Linked DNA regions of Homo sapiens: region 1 is linked to region 2. A link is a loop called in an ENCODE intact Hi-C map of the cell type or tissue named here. Cell type or tissue: left lung. All regions are shown on one strand. Links, peaks and the distances in the headings refer to the core of each region. The heading gives the core; the rest is flanking DNA.

Region 1 (10,500 bases), core at 4,789-7,288, 180 kb after region 2:
GTCTGTAATCAGTTGGTTCCTTCTTGGGGGCTCGGAGGAAGAACCCTTCTTGCCTCTTCCTGGTTTCTGGCGGTTGCCAGGGATCCTTGGGGTTCTGGGGCTTGCAGCAAATGCCTCCCATCCCATGGCCTCCTTCCTGCGTGTCTTTACATCATCTTACCTCTGTGCCTGTGTCCACATTTCCCTCTTAGGAGGACACAGCCTTTGGATTTAAAGCACACCCTACTCCAGCGTGACCCCATCTTCTTATATTTACAAAGACCCTCTTTCCAAATAAAGTCACATTCCCAGGTACCAGGGATTGGGACGGTAACGTATCTTTTCAAGGGACACAATTCAAGCCACCACACTCAGCATTTATGTAGCAGTGCCGGGAATGATGGCAGCTTTTTGGGCAGGCTCTGCTTTGCAGCGGCAGGCAGGTGGGTGGCAGGATCTGCCCAGTGGCGAGTTTCTCAGAAAGCATTTGTTCCTCTGAAAGCATTTGTTCCTCTGAGGAGGGGGACTTCACTCTGGAGAAACTGGCTGGACTCTCAAAGCCTTGAGAGCTAATGGCAGCTTCTCAGGACCTACAAAATAGAGAAAATGAGGAAATATCGTAGGTTGTTTGAACCAACTATTGCCTATTTAACTTCACAGAATGGAATTAAGAAAAAGGAGAAGCAGAAGTTAGATCTTAATGACTTTTTTTTGTTGTTGTTTGAAGGCAATTTAATGAGAGATGGGTGGGAGCAATAATGAGGGTGGTCTGAAAATCAATGTGGTAACTGTCTCCTGCATCTGGACGGAATGTACTGAAAGGAAGTCATATATGTTTAATGATGTGTTTGTTAGTATTCGAGTTCCTTGTGACTAGCTGGGGGCCGTTCCTTTAAGAGCATGCTTTTAGGGGGAAAAATCTGCTCTTGGAAAAAGAAAATGAACAAACTCAAACCTCCACAAACACTTTGTATATTGCACACTGCTGCACTTTGGCTAAAGTGATGGTGAAGTGGGTGACCTCACTTCCCCCAGGCAATATCTTGCACAACTTCAGAAGGAGGAGTGGGGTCAGTCTGGGGGATATTGCTCCATCTGGAGTTTTCTGAGTTTCTGGCTGCTTGGACATTGCTTGTCTGTTTCCTTTAATAGAGTGGGTGACGGCTGTCTCAAGGCAAAGGCTTTATCCCCAATACCCCCTACTCCTTGCCATTTGACTTTTAACTGTTTAATCCAAAGCTATCTTCAAAAATATAAATAGTCTTAGGAAAATATCAGGGCAGGCCTTGCAGGCATGGCCCAGCAGAGCATCTACAACAACCCAGTTTCTTGGGGTGCCCCCTGATCCACAGGTTGCCAAGTTGAGTTGCATTCTGTGATTTAACTGCTCTATCCACCACTGATAAAGCCTGCCTTCCAGGCAGGCTGTCAGTCAGCAAAGTGTCCTGGCAGAAGAACACTGTCTTAAGGCATGAGGTAGCCTGAACAATGCCCCCTCTCTTCCCCCAAAAAAGCCTGTGTCTGAATCCCTGTGAATATGTTACTCTACACAGCTGATGTGATAAATAAGGTATCTTGTGATGGGAAATTATACTGAATTATCTGAGTGGGCCCTGAAGCATAGCAGAATAATATGCCTCCCCAATATAAGCCATGTTGGTAACAGGATTATTTTAAGCTGAAGGCAATTGAGAAGAAGAAAAGCTCCCTGCCTTCCCCCTGTTTGTCTAAAAGCGGAACATAAATTTGTAAAGGTATCCCCCTCCTTTCTCTACCAAGAAGGGCAAGTGTTAATCATCAGAGACAGCTCTAGACCCTTATCAGCCTGTGACGGCACCAGGGGAATCAACAAACCTTATTAACTAGCCCTTATCTACCATTAGGTTTTCCATATATTTGTCTTCCCACAATGTGTCCTCCCCCTTGAAACTCAAAGCCCTTTTCTCTTGTCTTGTCACTTCTCTACAAAATTGACTGTTCTTTTGTTAAAATTCTATGTAAACCCAAGTTCTATCCACCCCTCTGAGTTACTCATCCCTGAGTGCTCCTCATGCATGGTTAAGATGCACACATTAGTAAACTTCTGTCTGCTTTCCTCTTGTTAATCTGTCCTTCATCAGTGCCTTAGTCCATCTTCTGCTGCTATAACAGAATGCCACAGACAAGATAATTTATTTCAAAAAAGAGAGATTGATTTAGCTCACAGTTCTGGAGGCCGGGAAGTCCAAGTGCTTGGCACTTGCATCTGGCCAAGGTGGGCCCATGGCAGAAGGCAGAAGTGAGCATGTGAGACAAGCAGAGGAAATTAGACTGAACTCATTCTTTTCATCAGGATCCCACTTCTGCAACAACTAACCCACTCCCACAATAATGACATTAATCTATTAATCACCTCTTCAAGGCCCCACCTCCTGATACATTACATTACATCACATTGGCAATTAAGTTTCAACATGAGTTTTGGAAGAGAGACATTCAAACCATTAGCAATTAGTCTCATTTACAAGACTATAGCTGGGGAACCTAGGAGGGTGAGAGTAGACGTTTTTTCCTTCTTTATGGCCCCCAAATTTTGTGTTTTTAAAGCCACTAAGTCTATGGTAATTTACTACAGCAGCTCCAAGGAAACTAACACAAAGGATATTGGAAACTAGATAATGACTGATCAACCCACCCTGTCACCCTCTTGGGAAGCATGAGGAAAAGACTAACCAAGAATTGGCAAGGGCAAAGCAGCATGCTGCAAGAGGAAGCCAGACATGGGAGCTATGTGGCCACAGGCTTGTGACTAGCAGAAGCCATATGTCACAGCAACAGAGAAAAGAGCCACCATCTTCGAGGAGCAATGAAGATGGTACCCCTGGCCCACTGCATTGGTTCCTCCCTACATGCTCACACCTCTGTGCAGCATGGCTGGCAGCTGGTGGGAAAGGTTCCATCCATCAGACATCCCAGTCAAACACTTAGGCCCAAGTGTGAGTGAGCTTCAGACTCCTCAGTGGACAGGGCTGCTGGTGCCAGGGTGGGTTGGGGCCCTGTTGTACAACCTTTCCATCCTTATCACCTCCCAGAAAGAAAAACTAATCGATTTAAACTTAATTTAATTTCCTCACAACAAAGGAAATTCAATACTAAAGAGTAAGAATGTGCTGTAGAGAATGAAAATTTAAAGGGCCACAAACCATTATGATGTCTAAGATTTGTTGACCCCTTAAGAACCAGTTTTCTGCCCTTTGGAAAGAGCATCACCCCCATTAAGGATGTGGGGTGCAGGGAAGGTGAGGCTGCCAGTGAAGAGCTAAGTACACACAGCAGGTGTTGGCTGCAGACAGTTGTCTGGGCTGGCCCATGGCCTGCTGCAGTAGAATCTTTCCTGTTCACATGAAAACATGACTGTGTCAGGAGGTCCAGTTTTTTCTCCACCTCAAATGTGTACAAGTGTAGCTGCTACAATTAAATCAAACTCGTTCCTCTATAATAGCTGATGATATTCAGGCCTCATCAGACTTTTCTCTTATTCTTTGGACTCTGCCTTTTTTGACGTGGGAAAATTTTTGGTTCCTTTTGGACTTTCCATCGTCCCATAAATGTTCCCCTCTCTCTCTTTCTCCCCTACCCCCTAACTGAAGTGGGAGGAAGAGGGGTCTTTGTCACTTCTTTTCACCCTTCCAGTCTGCAAAGTAGTTACTTGAATTAACCGTGAACTAGTGACTTAGAATCTTAAAAGTGTTGAAGCTTCACTGGCTGGGCTCTCTCTGTTTATCGAAAAGCCTCTTTTGTTTTTCCGCAAACCATTGTTTATACGAGACAAAAAATGTTATATTCATGGCAAAGTTGAAATTCTGGAAGATTAAAGATAAATATCTACTCATAGACTTGGCAAGTAGAATTAATGCTACATTTGTTTCATCAACAGGTATTTTTTGAGCCCCAGTTAGGAGTAGGCCGGTGTCTTAGGAACTGGAACTCTGTGGTAGACAAGGTGGAAGATTTCTGCTCTTGTGGTTTTTCAGTGATGGGGCCTCAGTGCCTTGCAGGTGAAATGCAGATACTGAAGCTGAAGCAAGCTCTGTGGCCCATGGCCCATAGCCTACGGCACTAAAGGGCAGGCACCTGCTGTTCTCTGGGCTGTGGAGTCACCTTGCAGCATCTCACCCATTCTTGTTGCCACATTTTTCGAGAGCTATTAACCAACTCAAGTCTGTTGGAGAGGAAACAGGCTGCAGAGGCCTTGGGAGGCCATAGCCCATGAGGAAGGAGGGAAATCATGGGGCAGCCAGTCTGGAAATGGGCACCCTTGAAGGTGCACCTGAGCTGTTCTCAGAAAGCTGGAGGAAGATCTCAAGTAGGAAGAGTTAGACATGGGTTATTTGCTGCAGAGTTCACAACAAGGAGTGATGGGTTGGAAGCTCTGGAGAGGTGACTTTCAGCCCTGGAGAGGAGGCCAATGTGTGTGAGGCTGAAGAATCCCCCCTTCCTGCAAAGATACCCACATTCTAATCTCTGGAACCCGTGAATACATCACTTTATAGGGCAGAGACTTTGCAAATGTGATTAAATTAAGGATCTGGGATGGGAGTTTGTCCTGGCTCATCCAGGAGGGCCCTAAATGCACTCTCTAGTGTTCTTATAAGAGATGGGCAGAAGGAGATTTTACATAGACAGAAGAGGGCCATCTGATCGAGGAAGCAAGATGCTACACTACAGGCTTTGAAGATGGAGGAAGGAAGGGACCAGGAGCCAAGAAATGCAAGGGATGTAGCTCTAGATGCTGGGAAAGGCAAGGAAACAGATTCTCCACCACAGCCCTTGGAGGGTGCTAGCCCAGGGAAACTGGTTTTGGACTTCTGGCTTCCAGAACCATGAGAGGATAAATTGCTATTTCCTTAAACACCCAAGATTAAAATAATTTGTTACAGCAGCAAGATAAAGCTAATATACCATGCTAAACAATTTCTTTGAGACGTAGTGAGGTCTCCATCCCCAACAGTGACTGATGGCTTCTCAGAGTGTGTCCATAAAAGAGATGGTGACCCTGGGGGGCAGGTTGCACAGGAGAATATCTGAACCCCTCGTAGCTCTAAGCATGTGGGATTAGTTTGCCAAGGCTGCCATAACAAAGAACCACAGACTGGCTGTCTTAAACAGCAGAAATTTATTGTCTCCCAGTTCTGGAGGCTGGAGTCCAAGACCAAAGTGTGGCAGGGTTGGTTTCTCCTGACTGGTAGATTTCTCCTGAGGTCTCTCTCCTCGACTCATAGATGCCGTCCTCTCCCTGTGTCCTCACAAGCTCATCCCTCTGTGTATGTTTCTGTCTCCTCTTCTTATGAGGACACCAGTCAGACTGGATTAGGGACTCACCCAAATAGCGTTACTTTACTTTAGTTACCCCTCTGAAGACCCCATGTCCAAACAGAGTCACATTCTGAGCTACCATGGGTTAAGGCTTCAACATATCAATTTTGGGAGACACACTTCCACCCTGACAGCTATGTTGTACAATGACATCACTGTCATATCTATTTAAGGGTATTTCTACACACACCTCTGCTTTCGATTTGAGAGCTTAATTAATTTATTTTATAGAGATGGGGTCTTGCTATATTGCCAGGCTGGTCTCCAACTCCTGGCCTCAAGCAGTCCACCTGCCTTGGCCTCCCAAAGTGCTGGGATTATAGGCATGAGCCACTGTGCCTGGCCCTGAATTTGGGAGCTTCAGAGGGCAAGTAAAGAGAGGGGGGAACAAGTTCAGAAGTAAAAACCCGCGATGCCAGGAAGTCCTTACAGCTTTAAGCTTCACATTTAATCACTTCCCACAAGGAGAAGCAGGCTGGGTGTGCTCCAGGCTCCGGAAGCTCCAGCAGCCCCAGAGATGAGGGTGGTCTGCCCCCCACACTCCCTGCCCCAGCCCATCCTGGACCTTCTCCTGACACACAGCAAACCACACTTAGCTGTCATTGATGAATCGGAGCCTCTGCCAGACAGCCGGCCAAGCCGACGCTAACTCACCCCACAGCCTGAAATAGAAACTCGCTCGTTTTCCAGTGTGTGACAAAGAAGGAAGGTATTTAATTTTGAAAGGAGCTGAGCCAGCTTTATTGTGGGTCATTTTTTTCTGGAGCAAAATCCTCTCTAGTTTTCTCCCCAGGCTCATCTTCCTTCTGATCTATGGGTTAGCATTTTGGATGGGATGGTTTTCTGGTGTGGGGGGCTGTCCCCAGTGCTGCAGGATGTTAGCAGCACCCCTGTTCCTACCTGCCAGATGCCAGAAGCACCCCTGCCCCATTTGTGCCAACCAAAAATGCCTCCAGAGGTTGCCAGTGTCCCCTGGGTGAAACAGCACCCCGTTGTTGAGAAGAACTGGTCTAATTAAACGGCAGATTAGTTAGGAAGAATGGGCTGGTGTCCTGGCTCTGCCTCCTCTGCTGGGAATACAGCAGGCTGAGATGTGTGCCTGACATCTTATGATGCTGGATATGAATGGAGGGACCGCCAAAGAAGGCAGGAGCCTCTTCAGTGGTGTGCAAGGAGGACAGCAGTGCATGGTTGATTTTATTTATTTAATTTTACTCTTTTGTGACAGACAGGGACTCTACTTTGCCCAGGCTGGCCTTGAACTCCTGGGCTTGAGCCATCTTCCCATCTTAGCCTCCTAAGTAGCTGGCACTACAGGCACATGCCAACACCCCTGGCTTCTTCACTGGGTTTTGAATCAGACAAGTTTTTCCACTGGTCCCTTGAGTGGTTTAGAAGCCCACGCTCGGGGCTCCAGATGAGACCAGAGAGTGTCCTCAGAAGACAGTTGGGACCATCTTCATGCCTCCCCCATGATGCCCTGTGTGAAGGGCTGCACTGAGATCTCTGCACATCCCTCCTTCCTTCCCCTGCAGCTGCAAAACACCCGCTGCTCCTTGAATACTCCAGACCACCTACCCCAGGGCCTTTGCACGTTTTCCCCACACAAAGCTTTCCCCCTGTATTTTCACTTACCTGGCTCCTTTTCCTCACTGAGGCCTTAGCTTGGCATTCCCTGAACGGGGGGAGTGTTCAGGGGGATTCAGTTGCTCTGCAGCCCATGACCCACCTGATGTTCTTTATAGCACCCTGTGCTGTGATGGGAAAGCTGGATTTCTTGGCTTGGGGCTGTAGGTCTCAAGGTACTCAAAACCATGAAAGCAGAGTCTGTTTGTCTTGTTTGCTGCCAATTCTCAACCTTGAGAACACAGAGCAGAAACTCAATGAACAGTTATTGAATCAATGAAGGAATGAATGATGCAGCCTGTAGTCCCCCTGAAGGATGTGAGTCCAAAGATCAGAGGGGCCCCTTTCAGCTCATTGTTTCTCCCACAACCCTTTGGGCCCGGACTGGCACCCATTAAAAGGCAGACATTCTTGGGACTCATCGCCCCTTTCTTGGGATTGGTGGAGCGCCATCTGAGAGGGGAGCGGGCCTCGGCTGCAGGCAAGGGGCTGGGTGACACCATCAGCAGTGGATCTGCAGGAAGGCTGGGGAGGGGATATGGAGGCTCCAGCTGGCAGCTTCACTGGGGCCGCCCCTGCCTGTGTCCTCTCATCTTGCTCTTTTTTTTTTTTTTTGAGACGGAGTCTCGCTCTGTCGCCCAGGCTGGAGTGCAGTGGCACAGTCTCGGCTCACTGCAAGCTCCGCCTCCCGGGTTCACGCCATTCTCCCGCCTCAGCCTCCCGAGTAGCTGGGACTACAGGCGCCGCCACTACGCCCGGCTAATTTTTTTGTATTTTTAGTAGAGGTGGGGTTTCACCATGTTAGCCAGGATGGTCTCCATCTCCTGACCTCGTGATCCACCCACCTTGGCCTCCCCAAGTGCTGGGATTACAGGTGTGAGCCACTGCGCCTGGCCTCATCTTGCTCTTTACAGCCAAGGGAGTTTCCAAAGGTGAGGGAAATGCTAGCACCAGCGCCCGCCCTCCATTCCAGAGCAAGAGACACTCATCCAAGGGCACCAACCTTCGCCTGCCTTCCATGACCACAAATGGGGGCTTTGTGGAGAGAAGTTCTTCTGTGGCTTATCTTACGACCTCTGGAAGAAATCTCTTCCTTCTTTCTGCCCAGACTATAGAGGGAGGGCAGAAAAGGAGTGGAGGTGGGGAAGGTCAATAGTGGAGTTGAAGATAGCCATGCCTAAGTGACCTTTCCACCCCATTAGAGGTGTCATCACTGGTGTAAAATGGTGCCCAGCCTCGTATCTCAAGTGGGGATGGCTCAGCCCTGCTAAACTTCACTGCCTTTCCTCTGGGGTGCATTGTGTTATATGGTGTCTCCCCCAGGTCTGGCCAAAAAGAGAGCTTCCTAATGAGGCATCCTGGAAACTGATGGGAACTGTGTTCTTATCCATCTCCCCCATCTCTTGTGCCCCAGGACATCAACTGGGAGTGGCCCAGAAGCCCGAAGCTGAGAGGACAAAGCTCACTGGGGTAAGTTAACATCACTCCAGATCAGCCCCGGTGAAGTCAGCGAGAATTGCCTACACCTGAAAAAATGTGGCAAACTTATTTGTAAAGCTTATCTGACACTTTTGTCTATATTTGATACATTCAGTCCTCCACAATCTCTACTTTACCAAAATCCATGCGGGTGCATCATAAAGAGAGATGCTTGATGACCAAGTTGTTCTGGACAAATCAAGGTAAACAGATTATAATTACTTCACAGGGATTATTTTTGGAATGTAATGGCTGGTCACTCCCTCGACTGTGTATATCTCTTGACATGTAATTCAGAAACATGGCCTGTGCCTTAGGGAAAGCATGAAGATACACATGAGATGGGCATTCATGACCTCTTTAGTCATGCCAGAGACGCTCAAAAATGACATTCTTGAAGATCTTTATTCTTGATGCTTAATTTTTCATTTGAAACTCAAACAGTAGAATACTTCTTTTGAGATTTGAGTTTAGGCAATTCCTTTTCAAAAGAATACATATACATGGCCAACAAGCATATGAAAAAAAAGCTACACATCACTAATTATTAGAGAAATGCGCATCAAAACCACAATGAGATACCATCTCACATCAGTCAGAATGGCTATTACTAAAAAGTCAAAAAATAACAGATGCTGGTGAGTTTATGGAGAGAAAGGAATGCTTCTACACTGTTGGTGGGAGTGTAAATTGGGCCAGCCACTGTGGAAAGCAGCGTGGTGATTCCTCAAAGAGCTAAAAACAGAACTACCATTCAACCCAGCAATCCCAATACCAGGTATATACCCAAAGAAATATAAATCGTTCTGTCATAAAGACATATGCACACATATGTTCATTGCAGCACTATTCACAACAGCAAAGATATGGAATCAACCTAAATGCCCATCGGTAATTGACTGGATAAAAAATGTGATACACATACACCATGGAATACTATGCAGCCATAAAAAAGAATGAGATCATATTATTTGCAGGCACGTAGATGAAGCCATTATCCTTAGCAAACTAATACAGGAACAAAAAACCAAATAACTGCATGTTCTCACTTATAACTGGGAGTTAAATAATGAGAACACTTGGACACATAGAGAGGAGCAACGCACACTGGGGCCTACTTGAGGGTAGAGGGTGGGAGGAAGGAGAGGATCAGAAAAAATAACTAATGGGTACTAGGCTTAATATGTGGTTGATGAAACAATCTGTTCAATAAACATTCGCAGCACAAGTTTACCTATATAACAAACCTGCACATGTACCCCTGAACTTCAAGTTAAAAAAAAAGAGTTTAGTGCAGTTCATTGTTCTTGAAAAGGCACACACGAAGTCTTTTCTCATGACCAGCACTGCTTCACAGGTGTTATCAAAAGTACCGAACAACAAAACGCTCCTTAAAAACTTGGGCTTGCCACGCAATTACAAATGAAAGAGTGGTTTTTAGATTAGGATTAATTTTATGACCAAATAGAGGGTTGAGCTACTTTGAACATGCTGCAGTTGACAGTTTATTACACAAGAACAAAGGCGTTGGTGCATAAAACTTAGGTAACAACTACAATAACTTAAAACAAATCTCAGGGGCCATCACATTTCTACAGTTGAGACTTTTTTCCCAAGAAGGAAGGCTGCACCTGCCCCCTGCCAAGACAGTCCGTTGCATGGCCCTAAGAAAACCACCTAACTCAGTTGGAACGGTACCAGTTTTGTGATTAAAGTAGGGCTTGGGTCCAGCCAAGCATTAGTTTTGAAGAATGAGTAACTAGGCTGTTTCGGGAGCAGCAGTGTTGGTAAGATCAAAACCAGGCGGGGGAAGAAGCCCCAGGCCACTGGTGTTTCTGAAAGTGTGCTCCCAGAGTCCTCAAGATATATTCCTACTTGGAACAAGTATCAGAATTTTATTCCTTTTTAAGGCTGAATACTATTCCACATTTTTGTTATTCATTCATCAGTCATTGGACATTTGAGTGAAAACAGAACTTTTAATCTTACTAGCTCATACATGAACAAGACATGAGTTTGTTCATATGAGCTAGTGATATTTTTAAAAGTCAGTTTCTTCTT
Region 2 (10,500 bases), core at 3,974-6,473:
AGCTTCTCAACTTTGAACGGACAGCAGCCACCAGAGAGCTCATGAGAATCCATAGTCCTGGGCCCCTTATCCAGAGATGGACTGATCAGTATTCATGGGGCCAGTTAATCTACTTTTTAAACATGTATCCCAAATGATTGTGAGGGAGATAGTATGGGGACCGCACACTGTGAACTCCTGGCATTATTATGGAAGCTCAGTTTTGTCACATATTAGCTGTGTGACCTTGAGCAAGTCACTCTATTTCACTAAGCCCTAGTTTCTACATTTTAAAGAAGTGACAATACTGTATGAGTTAGGTTGCTTTCAGCTGCAACTAACAAAAAACCTGATTTCATCTGGCTTCAACAATCACGGGATTTTACTGGTCTTGGCAATTTAGGAGTCCTGATTTTAGAAGAACAGTAGATGTATTAATCAGCATTGTGAGCACCAGAAGCATGGAGGCATAACGCCACGATGTACACCTCTTGCTCACCGACAATTCAGTGCCGCTAGCTGGGCCCCTCCTCCATTCCTGATGCAGAGATCCACGTTCCTGCCCTCTTGTTTTCCCCATCTCGGCACCTGGCTACTAAGAGCATCATGGGATCAGGAGAGAGGAAAGCACACTGGCTCTTACCTGCCTTAGCCAAGAAGTGACACATACCACTGTCATTTACAATTTAGTGGCCAGACCTAGACATATGGCTCCAATTTAACTGCAAGGACATCCAGCCTCCAGAGCTGAGACAATAACCTACCGCATCTGGGGCACTTCAGTATGGCAGCCCTAGTGGCTCAAGGCACGTGGCAAGCACATGGAATATTTCATGAGTACTAACTGCTTCTGCCAAGCTGAGCTTGAGGTATAACTGCACCAGGCTCTGGTTCTGTTTCTCTGTGGTTCTTTTGCCTCTGCCTTGTCCTACATCATGAATTGGCTTTGTTGGATGAATTGGCTCAGGCTGGCTTCCCTCCTGGTTGCAAGAGGATGTCCAAGGGCATCCAGGCTTCACATCTTCCTATTAATATTTGGGGAGAGAGGTGGTGTTTCCTCCTCCATCTGAAACAGAGCTCTTGAGCTCTTGAGACTGACTTAGGACACACACTGTCCACCCTGGACACAGTCGGGGTCCATCTTTGGTGCTAAGGATAGGGCCAACCTCATCCTAATCAGAATGCAGCGCTTGGGAAGGAATGGAATGGATGTGGGGAGGCTGCAACGATCCCCACACCACACACCTGCATCCCAGGGGTGGTCATGAGCTCTAAAAAATCAGATCCTGACAAAGCACTTGGCTAGTGGCTGGAACTCGAAGGTCTCGGTAAATATCAGCTGTGATGATGATTATTTAACGAAAAGTGTTGTTAGACATTGGGGCACAAACAATATTGTCCTAAACCCTGAGTTGGTGAAGGCGATGCCAGCTGCTAGAACACATAGTTCCCACATTTGGGATCTTTCATGCTGAGAGGCGGAACTGAGAGAGCGGCTCAGGGACCCAGGGGCCTGTGTCATTCATCCTGTGGTCCACCGTGGCGCCCCGGGCTCCCTTGCTTCCTGCTGGGTGGTGGAGGAAGGGAGGAGGAAGGGTTCTGTAGCAGCTTCTTATGGGCCAGCATGGATATGGCTTCCTTGCTTTCACCCCATTCCATCAAGAGGAGCCTGCCCTCATCTGCCAGGGAGGCTGGGAGATGAAGTCTGGCCTGTACCCAGGAAGTAGAGGGCAGAGTTTGAGGACGCAAGGGAGCGGAGAGGTTCTCTCTCGACTCTGCAGACCTGGGCTTCCAAAGCCCCTCCTTCACTCATTCAGCAAGGGCTTAGCGAGAGGATGAGGAGCGCGGCCCGCCCTTGGGGAGCTCCCGTTCTCAGCCCACACCTGGTTAGGGCCCCTGGAGCCCGGGCCTTGTTGGGCAGACACAGGTCTCCCCGCTACCTTGCACACCTGTGGGAACAGAAGAATCTATGGAAGGTGGTACCTGGTGGGGGCAGGGGTAGGAGGAGCTGAGGAAGGAACCAGCTCATGCCAAGAGGTAGAGATTGGACTTTTGACCAGACTTGGGCCCGATATGAGCCAAGACAGCCCCCAAGAGCCCCCTGAAGCCTCAGTTGGGGGAAGGCCACGAGTGGGGTTGTGCCTCAGTGGACAGGGTGGGCTATGAGACAGTGCGCGGCTGGAGCGGGCGCCCGAGGAGGCATTTATTAGTGGCTTCCCTCCTCCATCCTGTTTCTCATCCAAGTGGTTTTGTGCATACACACCCCATGGCTGTTGGGTCACTAGATTGGGATTGATGGCCTGGACTCAAATTAGTAGTTCCATATTCATAGGCTCTGAGAAAAACCTTTTCTTTTTGTTATGTTGTATTTACTCACGTGCTGTAGACGGCACCAGTTCAACGCAGATGGAACCCCAAGGCTCAGAGCTTGCTGTACTTGCTTCGGCCTCCGCAGCACCTTGGTGCCAGGATTCTGAAGGAAAACCACACCATCAACAGCACTCGCCCCTGGGGCTGGGTCCCCGTGGGCGGCCCCACCTTCATCCTCTTCGTTTCTTCACCACCCATCTCTTGCTGCCTCCGTCAAAGCCGCTGTGTAACCAGATGTCCTTTATTTCCTTAAATACTCTCAAGTATTTGTTCTCATTCAGAACTGTCCCTGCAGAAATGACTTCTCCCAGGGCGCAGTGGTGGGTGTTGGCGACCTGCTTGCCTTCCCACTGCCTTCTCCAGGAAAGGCAAGGACGTGGAGTCCCTTCGCAGAAAAGAAACTCTCCACATAGGAGCAGGAAAAGGTTCATTTTCATTTGGAAGCTTTGGACTGAGAGCCAGGAAGAGTCCCAGGAAAAAAGACTTAAGTAGCAAGAAACCACATTTTAAAGCATAGAGGCAGCCTTTCTGGGGTTCAGGGGTTCAGAGGCGTCTTCCAGCATCAGGCTGCCTTCCCTCTTTCTGCTTGGCCACCTCTGTGGGATGGGTGCTTCCTAGGCCTATCTTCTGCTGGTTGAAAGAAGGCTGCTGCTGCTCCATCCATCACCTCCACACTCAGCCGGTTTAGAGTCAGACCTATTTCTCCTCACATGCCTGTCTTTATCAGGGAAGAAAACTTTTCTAGATATCACTGCCACTACCCAGGTTTCTTCCAGCCCGCCCACCACGCTCACCCAATCCACACCCCCTTGACTTGACTCCCTGCATGCTGTACACAGGCCAAGGCGGATTCTTCCTCAGGTTCGCCCAGGTTCACATCTCCTAGGTGCCTTCCTCTTCCTCTTCCGCCTTTTCTGAGCTGAAGGCTGGGGCTCTCCCTGGGGCTTGCAATTTCCTCTACTCTATGCCCGGGAGAGCAGGCTACAGGCCCCGATGCTCCAGGGCTCTCAGGTATCTTTCTGGATATGGTTAAAAGCTCTGTGCTCCAACCATCGAGGTGTGGGCTGCAGGGGGTCAGGTTTTCACTTGCTCCTGCTCTCCATTCTTCTGTCTCGGATCCCCTGGATCAGCCAAGGCAGAGGCTTGGGTTTCTAACATCCTTTGACCTTCTGGCGTCCTACCTGCGGCTGGGCCGTTCCCGTGGGAGGAAGTCCTCCTACCCCAGGGAAGAGCCTCGCTGAGCTGGTGCTTCTCTGCTTGCTCCCCGTGTGCTAAGGAACTTAGAAAATCCTCCTCCTCAGTGAGAACTGGCTTTCATGTGACAGTCGTGCCAAGATGCAAACAGATTCCCACTTGACAGCCCCAGTTGAGGAAGACTTTGTTATTAAGTAAAGTAAGTGCGAGGCACGTAGAAGAGTGGCTGGCACGCAGGAGCACTCGACACACGGTTGCTGCTGTCACTGTAGTGATTATTAGTGAGATAACTGAGCTTCAGGTCAGAATCAGTCCTGTCCTGAGGCCTGGACAAGAAGGGCCTCACCTTGTCCTACCATGGGGCCAGGAGCCTGTGGGGCTCAGAGGACATACCCCACCCTCACTTCCCTTCTAGACCATGCTTCTGGCACCTGGGACTCTGGAATTCCCACTCAAATGGTCCAAAGTCAGCTTCTTCCCAGGATCCCTCCCAAGAGCAAACCTGCAGCTGGTTGTGTACTGTTAGGCCCAAGGGGTAGCCAAGGAGTGGCCAAAGGGTGGCAATGAAGTGGAGATGGCTGTGTGTGTGGAGAGTGTTTGGAGTTTGGCCATGTGAGCTGCACAACCACAGGTGCCTATTTCTTAGGAGGTGAGACAGAACTGGGCAGGGGAAAAAGAAAGGGAGAAAGGAGGGGGTGGGATGCCAGCTAGTGGACAGAGCCACTTCCTCCCAGACCACCATATTCCAGCACTGTCTTGGGAGCCCAAGACCTCCAAATTCAAACCAGGTTTTCCAGGTTGTTATAAGGCATATTTATCAAGCAGGCGGCTAGAACACAACTGAACAGCTTGTTAACTTGATTTATTACTTTTCAGTGTTTAGCCGTGTGGTTTGTGGGCCTCCATTTTTATACATGCCTTGGGCCTCACCAATGCTAGGACGGGCCTGACCAGAAGGGTGTGCATAACTTGCTGATATAGCACCTTAACCACTGACAAAGCAGTTTTTATTTATATTATCTTGTTCCATTCCTCCACTCAACTTTCAAAACAACCACAGACTGGGGTATTACTATTATTCCCAGCTGACAGCGTTGAATGCTCTGAAGCTAATATACCATGTAATTCAATCGTGTAGTTTAAATTTCTTTCCTAAAAGAAAAATGATCAAGACACTGTATACATAAAAGCCAGTGTTCACTCAATGCTGTTTTTTTTTTTTTTCCCATGCAGCAGACCCGTCCTTGCTTGTCCTAAGTAACACAGAGTGGCTTTGTCTCCCCAGGAGATATTTTCTCAAAGCTACCATTCTCCACGTGCCTCCCAATGACCTTCTTTGAAAAGTGTCACCTCCCAATAAATACCTGATGCTTGGCAAGAAGGCCACTACAGAGATATTCGAGCACTGTCCTTGTGCTCAGCACTGTGCCAGATTCTGCCAGAAACAGAAAATTATAGGGCATGGTTCCTGCTTGCAGAGTAGTGAATAGAGCTGAGGAAATAAGAGTTAACAGTGAAGAAATACAGAATGACAATGCATATTTTAATGCTACGTTGTGTGGGAAGTCTAAGAGCAGGGGTCGGCAGACCTTTTCTGTAAAGAGCCAGATTGTAAATATTTTAGGCTTTGAGGGACAAATGGTCTCTGCTGCAAGCTACTCAACTCTGCTGTTGTAGCTCAAAAGCAACCACAGATGATAGGTAAGTGAATGAGCATGGCTGTTGCTGTGGACTCAGTGTGTCTCCCTCAAATCCATGTATTGAAGCCCTTTGAGAGGTAATTAGGTTTAGATGAGATCATGCGGGTGGAGCCCCCCATGGTGGGATTAGTGACTTTGTAAGAAGATGAAGAGACCAGAGCTCTCCTTTTCGTCACAGCAAGAAGGCAGCCACCTGCAAACCAGGAAGTGAGCCCTCACCAGAACCCCAGCCATGCTGGCACCCTAGACTCAAATTTCCAACCTCTAGAACTGTAAGAAATAAATATTTGTTGTTTAAGTCACCCAGCTGATGGTATTCTGTTATATTAGCCTGAGCTGACGAAGACGGTATTCCAATAAAAATAAAGGGACACTGAAATCTGAACTTTATATAATTTTCATCTGTCATGAAGTTTTGTTTTTCTTTTTAAATTTTTCCAACCATTTAAAAATGTTGCAAGTATCCTTAGCTTTCTGGCAATACAAAAACAAATGGCAGGCTGACGTTAGCCTTTGGGCTATAGTTGTTGACCTGGGGTCTACAGCAATGTCTCCTGAATTGTTCAGCAGAACAAAATTACTCATGAGCTATTAATAAGCATTCAGAGCCAATAAGTCAGGGAATGGCTACGTACTCTGCATCCTGGTTAGAGAGTCATATTGTGCAATAGCATATTAAAGGCTCTGAGGAGTCCCACAGTAAGGAAAGATGTTCATCATGTGCATGTTGTTTATTGCAGCATTTTCCAAACTTGGTCATGAGAATCCTCCTGCTCCTCCATCTTCCCTTCTTCTGCCCTCCCTTCCTCCCCTTCCTCTTAGACTTCTTCTCTTTCATTCTCTTCTTCCCCTTCTTCTTTTTCCTATCTTTCTCTCTTCTGCTCCGTCTTTCTCTCCTCCTCCTTTTCCTCCTTCTTTCTGTTTCTCTATTCCTCCTTTCCTGTCTTCCTTCTTCTCCTTTCCTCTCACTTCTTCTCCTTCCTTCCTTCCTCCCTTCCTCCCTTTCTCTCTCTCTTTCTTTTCTTTTCTTTTCCTTCCTTCCTTTCTTTCTTTCCCTCCCTCTTTCTTTCTTTTCTCTTTCTTTCTTTCTTTCTTTCTTTCTTTCTTTCTTTCTTTCTTTCTTTCTTTCTCCTTCCTTCCTTCCCTCCTTCCTTCCTTCTTTCCATCTTTCTTTCTTTTTCCTTTTCTTCCTTCTTCCTCACTTTCCAGCTTCTCCTTCTCCTTCTTTCTTCTCCTCCTCCTCTGCCACAGGATAGGTATTAACTCGTACACTGGATACTCTGAAGAGCCCAGATTGGGAAACGTCCAGATGCACTAAAGCTGTTGCTAGCACAGTTTGGAAGTGGTGGGAAGAGTTTGAGGAATGTTTATGGAAGAGCTGGAATTTAAAATTACACAACTTTCTTATGAGTTCAATTTCAGTGGGAGAGAAGTTATTTTTTTCCTTGACAAACAATCCTGCCCTCTTGAGGGACACGTGTCCTCTGCTGTGTCCCTGGGAAGCTCCATCCCTGGAATGGAAGGGATCTTTGGGGGGAAAACCTGCTACTGACTTGGATTTCAGGGTCTGTAACGTGCCAGTGTGGACCATAGACTCGTGATCCCCAGTGCAGCCTGATCCTTCCCATCTCAGGCAATGGCCAGAAACATAGGATTCATCCTTGACTCCTCTCTTGCTTTTATACCAACATCCAATTCATCAGCAAACCTTTTGAATTCTACCTTCAAAATACATTCTGAATTAACACTTCTTATCACCTCTAGCCCAGTCCACCTGCCCCACAATAGTTAGTGCTCCAGCCCCCCAAGTGTTCCCAGACCAGAGGTCTTCAGAGTGTGGAGGTACAGAAACCATTAAACATTTTATTTATATTAACTCATTCCCCATCCTTCTGTCATTTAATAATGTGCACATTGTACATTTTATGGGGTATATATTATATTATTAAAACAGAACATGTTTACAATTTATAATGTAGTGTTGAAGAGGGAAGCTTTTCCTCTGCCCTTTGACGATTCACTGATATGAACTAATAACAGATTAACAGGAGGAAAGGCAGGCATATTTATTAACATGCCTAAGCATGGGAGCCATACAAAATATGAGGACCAACGAAAGGCTGGATGGTTGAAGCTTTGATACCCTCATCATAGCAGGGAGGGAAGTGAGGAGCTGCAGGCAATTTTAGAGGGTAGTCAGTGATTTTAGGGTGCATGAATGGGCCTGAAGACCAGACAATGGTTTGTAAATTATTTTCTTAGGATGCTGAATGGGACCAAAGGACAAACAGCAGCTTGGGGACAAGTTATAGGAAATTAAGGGAGGGAACTGAAGTGTGAGCAAAGGCCGCCTTGTTATGTACGTACAGTCCCTCAGGTAATCTCTCAGAGCTGCCCTTAGAAGAATAGATGGAAAGTCTGTCTGGATGTGGAGACTTTGAGTCTCTTCTCTAGGGGTTAATCTTTCTTCGTTGTTCAATAAGATTCCTAGGGAGGGAGTTTAAGACAATTGAATTCCTTTTTTTTTCTTTTTGAGATGGAGTCTCACTCTGTCACCCAAGCTGTGGGGGCATGATCTTGGCTCACTGCAACCTCCACCTCCTAGGTTCAAACAATTCTCCTGCCTCAGCCTCCCAAGTAGCTGGGATTACAGGAATGCACCACCATGCCCGGCTAATTTTTGTATTTTTAGTAGAGACAGGGTTTTGCCATGTTGGCCAGGCTGGTCTTGAACTCCTGACCTCAAGTGATCCACCTGCTTTGGCCTCCCAAAGTGCTGGGGTTACAGGTGTGATCTACCGTGCCCTGCTGACAATTGAATTTCTTTTAGCAAGAAGTTTCCTCAATCATAAGAAGATTCCAGAGAGAGCCCCTCTCTGCATTTGGTTGTTGTGGGGAGGGGACAATTGTGGAGAGAAACAAGAGAAGGTTAGAAAGTCTATGGTTCTGCGGTAGCTTTTGAGGCTTTCCAATTTCCTTTAATTAAGATGTGCTCAGCATATCAAAGCACGATACTTTGGGGTATTGTCCTCTGAGCCCCAGCAATAAATAATGTGTGTGTGTGTGTGTGTGTGTGTGTGTGTGTGTGTGTGTAGATGGAGGGGTGGAGAATTTGGGTAATTTTTGCGAGCAATTTTTTCTGCACACATACAATAAAAGCCAATCCTTTTCCTGAGAATAGCTAGAAAAGAAGAAAATATTAAAAATATCTGAAGGCACTGGACAGTTCACAAGGCAGTCAATAATTTTAGGGACAAGATCTGGGAGAGAAATAAAATACAGAAAGGTGAGCCAGCATTGTGACCACTTTCCCCTAGGTATCCTTTTTCCAGAAGAGGTGCCTGAGAGAGTGAGAAGCTAATAGAGCTGTTGATAGACAACAGGGATAGGAGAACAGACATGGGCATTCAGGGTCTGCAAGGAACTTGAGACCCAGAGTCCCCTCCCCCACAACTATCTCAGTATTTGTGTTGGGAAAACCACGTAAGGGTACAGCCTAGGAGTAAAAATTGATCTAAAATAGTCTGGCATTTGCAATAAATTAAGCCAGGTTTGAATTGGTTCAACCCCAGATTGGATTAAGGAGGTTAGGGATTGTTAGGGCCCATAGATTCCAGACATAAGTAACTGTAATTTCTGTCTGGAAAAAGGTAACATTCTTCCATATCTCCATGTATTTCATGTACATTGTCTGGCATGCAACCAAAATAACCTGGTGCATGAGGAGACAAGACAGTGTTGAGAGAGAGACATATATCTAAATTTGTGGATTTAAAATAACCATGCTTAATATGGTCAAGGAAATAAATACAAATTGGGGATTTTGGCAGAGAACTAGAAAGTATAAAACAGAATCAAAAGAAAATTTTAGAAATGAAAAAAAATATCGAATTCAGACCCCAAGGTTTAATACAGATTAGACACAGCTGAGGAGAAAGTGAACTGGAATAAGAAAAATATCTAGAATAAGCACAAAGTGAGGAAATCAGAAAAGAGCAAGAGACATAAGGATGCAAAGTAAAAGGTCTAACAAGGAGAAGAAGGGAGAAAATGAGAGAGTGGTAATATCTGAAGAGATAATAATGAAAAATTTTCCCAAACAGATGACAGGCTTTAAACTACTTATTCCAAAAAGACTCTGAACCCCAAGCAAGATAGATATGAGGAAAACCACACTTAAGTGCATTGTAGTAAAGAGGGAAGACAGAGGGAAAACTTCATTAAAAAAAGATCAAATCCAATTTCCTGAGAATGGCTGGCAAAAACTACGTGACCTGGCCTTATCTTCTCAGCTTCATTTCTCACCACCTGCTACCTTGTTTCTTTAACCTTTATTGGATGCTCCTTTAATGCAACAACCTTATTTCCTGGTCAGGACTGCTGTTTCCTTGGTCTAGAAAAATCTTCCCAGATATTTATTTGGCTTCCTCCCTCGCTTCATTCAGGTCTCTGCTCAAATTCAGGGTCCTCAGAAAGGTTTCTTTGCTGACCCTCAACCTGCCCAGGACTCTATCTGTCTCCTTTCATGGCATTATTTTTCTTCCCTACCTGATGTGATATTCCAGGTGTATTTATGCAGTGGTCCCCAACCTTCTTGGCACCAGAGGGTGGTTTCATGGAAGACAGTTTTTCCACGGCGTGGGGGATGGTTTTGGGATGATTCAAGTGCATTCCATTTCTTATGCCCTTTATTTCTATTATTATTACATTGTAATATATATAATAAAACAATTATACAACTCACCATAATGTAGAATTAGTGGGATCCCTGAGCTCGTTTTCCTGCAACTAGCTGGTTCCATCTGGGGGTGATGGAGACAGTAACACCTGAAGTGTGGTGCTTATGTCCAGTCTACTTTGTGATCTCGTTTTGGTTGCTGTCACTGCAGAAAACCCTGCTTCACAAAGATAGGATGTTGGAAATGGAAGCAGGCTTTCCAGTGCTTTTCTGGCAACCGCAGGATATTCTGCCTTGACTTTAATCCAGAATGTATGGAGATGGGAAGTTGTCTCAGACCTACCTTTATTGCCACTTGATGCAGCTGTACAACTGAAGCTCACTTGCCACCATGAAGCCTGCAGCTTAATTGTGTCTTGCCACTCACTGAGAGGGTTTTGTTATGAGTCTGAAAGCAGTTGACTTATTATGGTCTCTGTGCAGTCAAACCTCTTGGCTAACAAAAGTCTGTATGTGCAGCTGCTCCCCAGCACTAGCATCACTACCTCAGCTCCATCTCAGATCATCAGGCATTAGATT

Evidence for each region. Hi-C counts contacts between places; a loop is a spot of excess contacts. Peaks named below come from ENCODE experiments on the same cell type or tissue, not always from the same donor. Only the 100,000 strongest peaks of a DNase experiment are listed, where the experiment ranks them.
Region 1: a loop joins it to region 2, with 2.3 times the contacts of the local background. A loop is called at or near these places in 4 of 110 quality-filtered maps.

The regions. Positions count from the first base shown.
Region 1 is chr21:38,921,568-38,932,067 of GRCh38, reverse strand. It overlaps ETS2-AS1 (ETS2 antisense RNA 1), which reads left to right. Exons shown (of 4, transcript NR_120405.1): 2 at 8,375-8,430. Among named protein-coding and RNA genes, the nearest start is that of ETS2-AS1, 12 kb to the left of the region's middle. In left lung, for the core only: no CTCF peak of the experiment used is centred there; a DNase peak (open chromatin) is centred at 5,902; H3K4me3 peaks cover 943 bases; H3K27ac peaks cover 1,394 bases.
Region 2 is chr21:39,100,011-39,110,510 of GRCh38, reverse strand. No RefSeq gene overlaps it. Among named protein-coding and RNA genes, the nearest start is that of LINC02943, 21 kb to the right of the region's middle. In left lung, for the core only: no CTCF peak of the experiment used is centred there; no DNase peak of the experiment used is centred there; H3K4me3 peaks cover 737 bases; H3K27ac peaks cover 2,500 bases.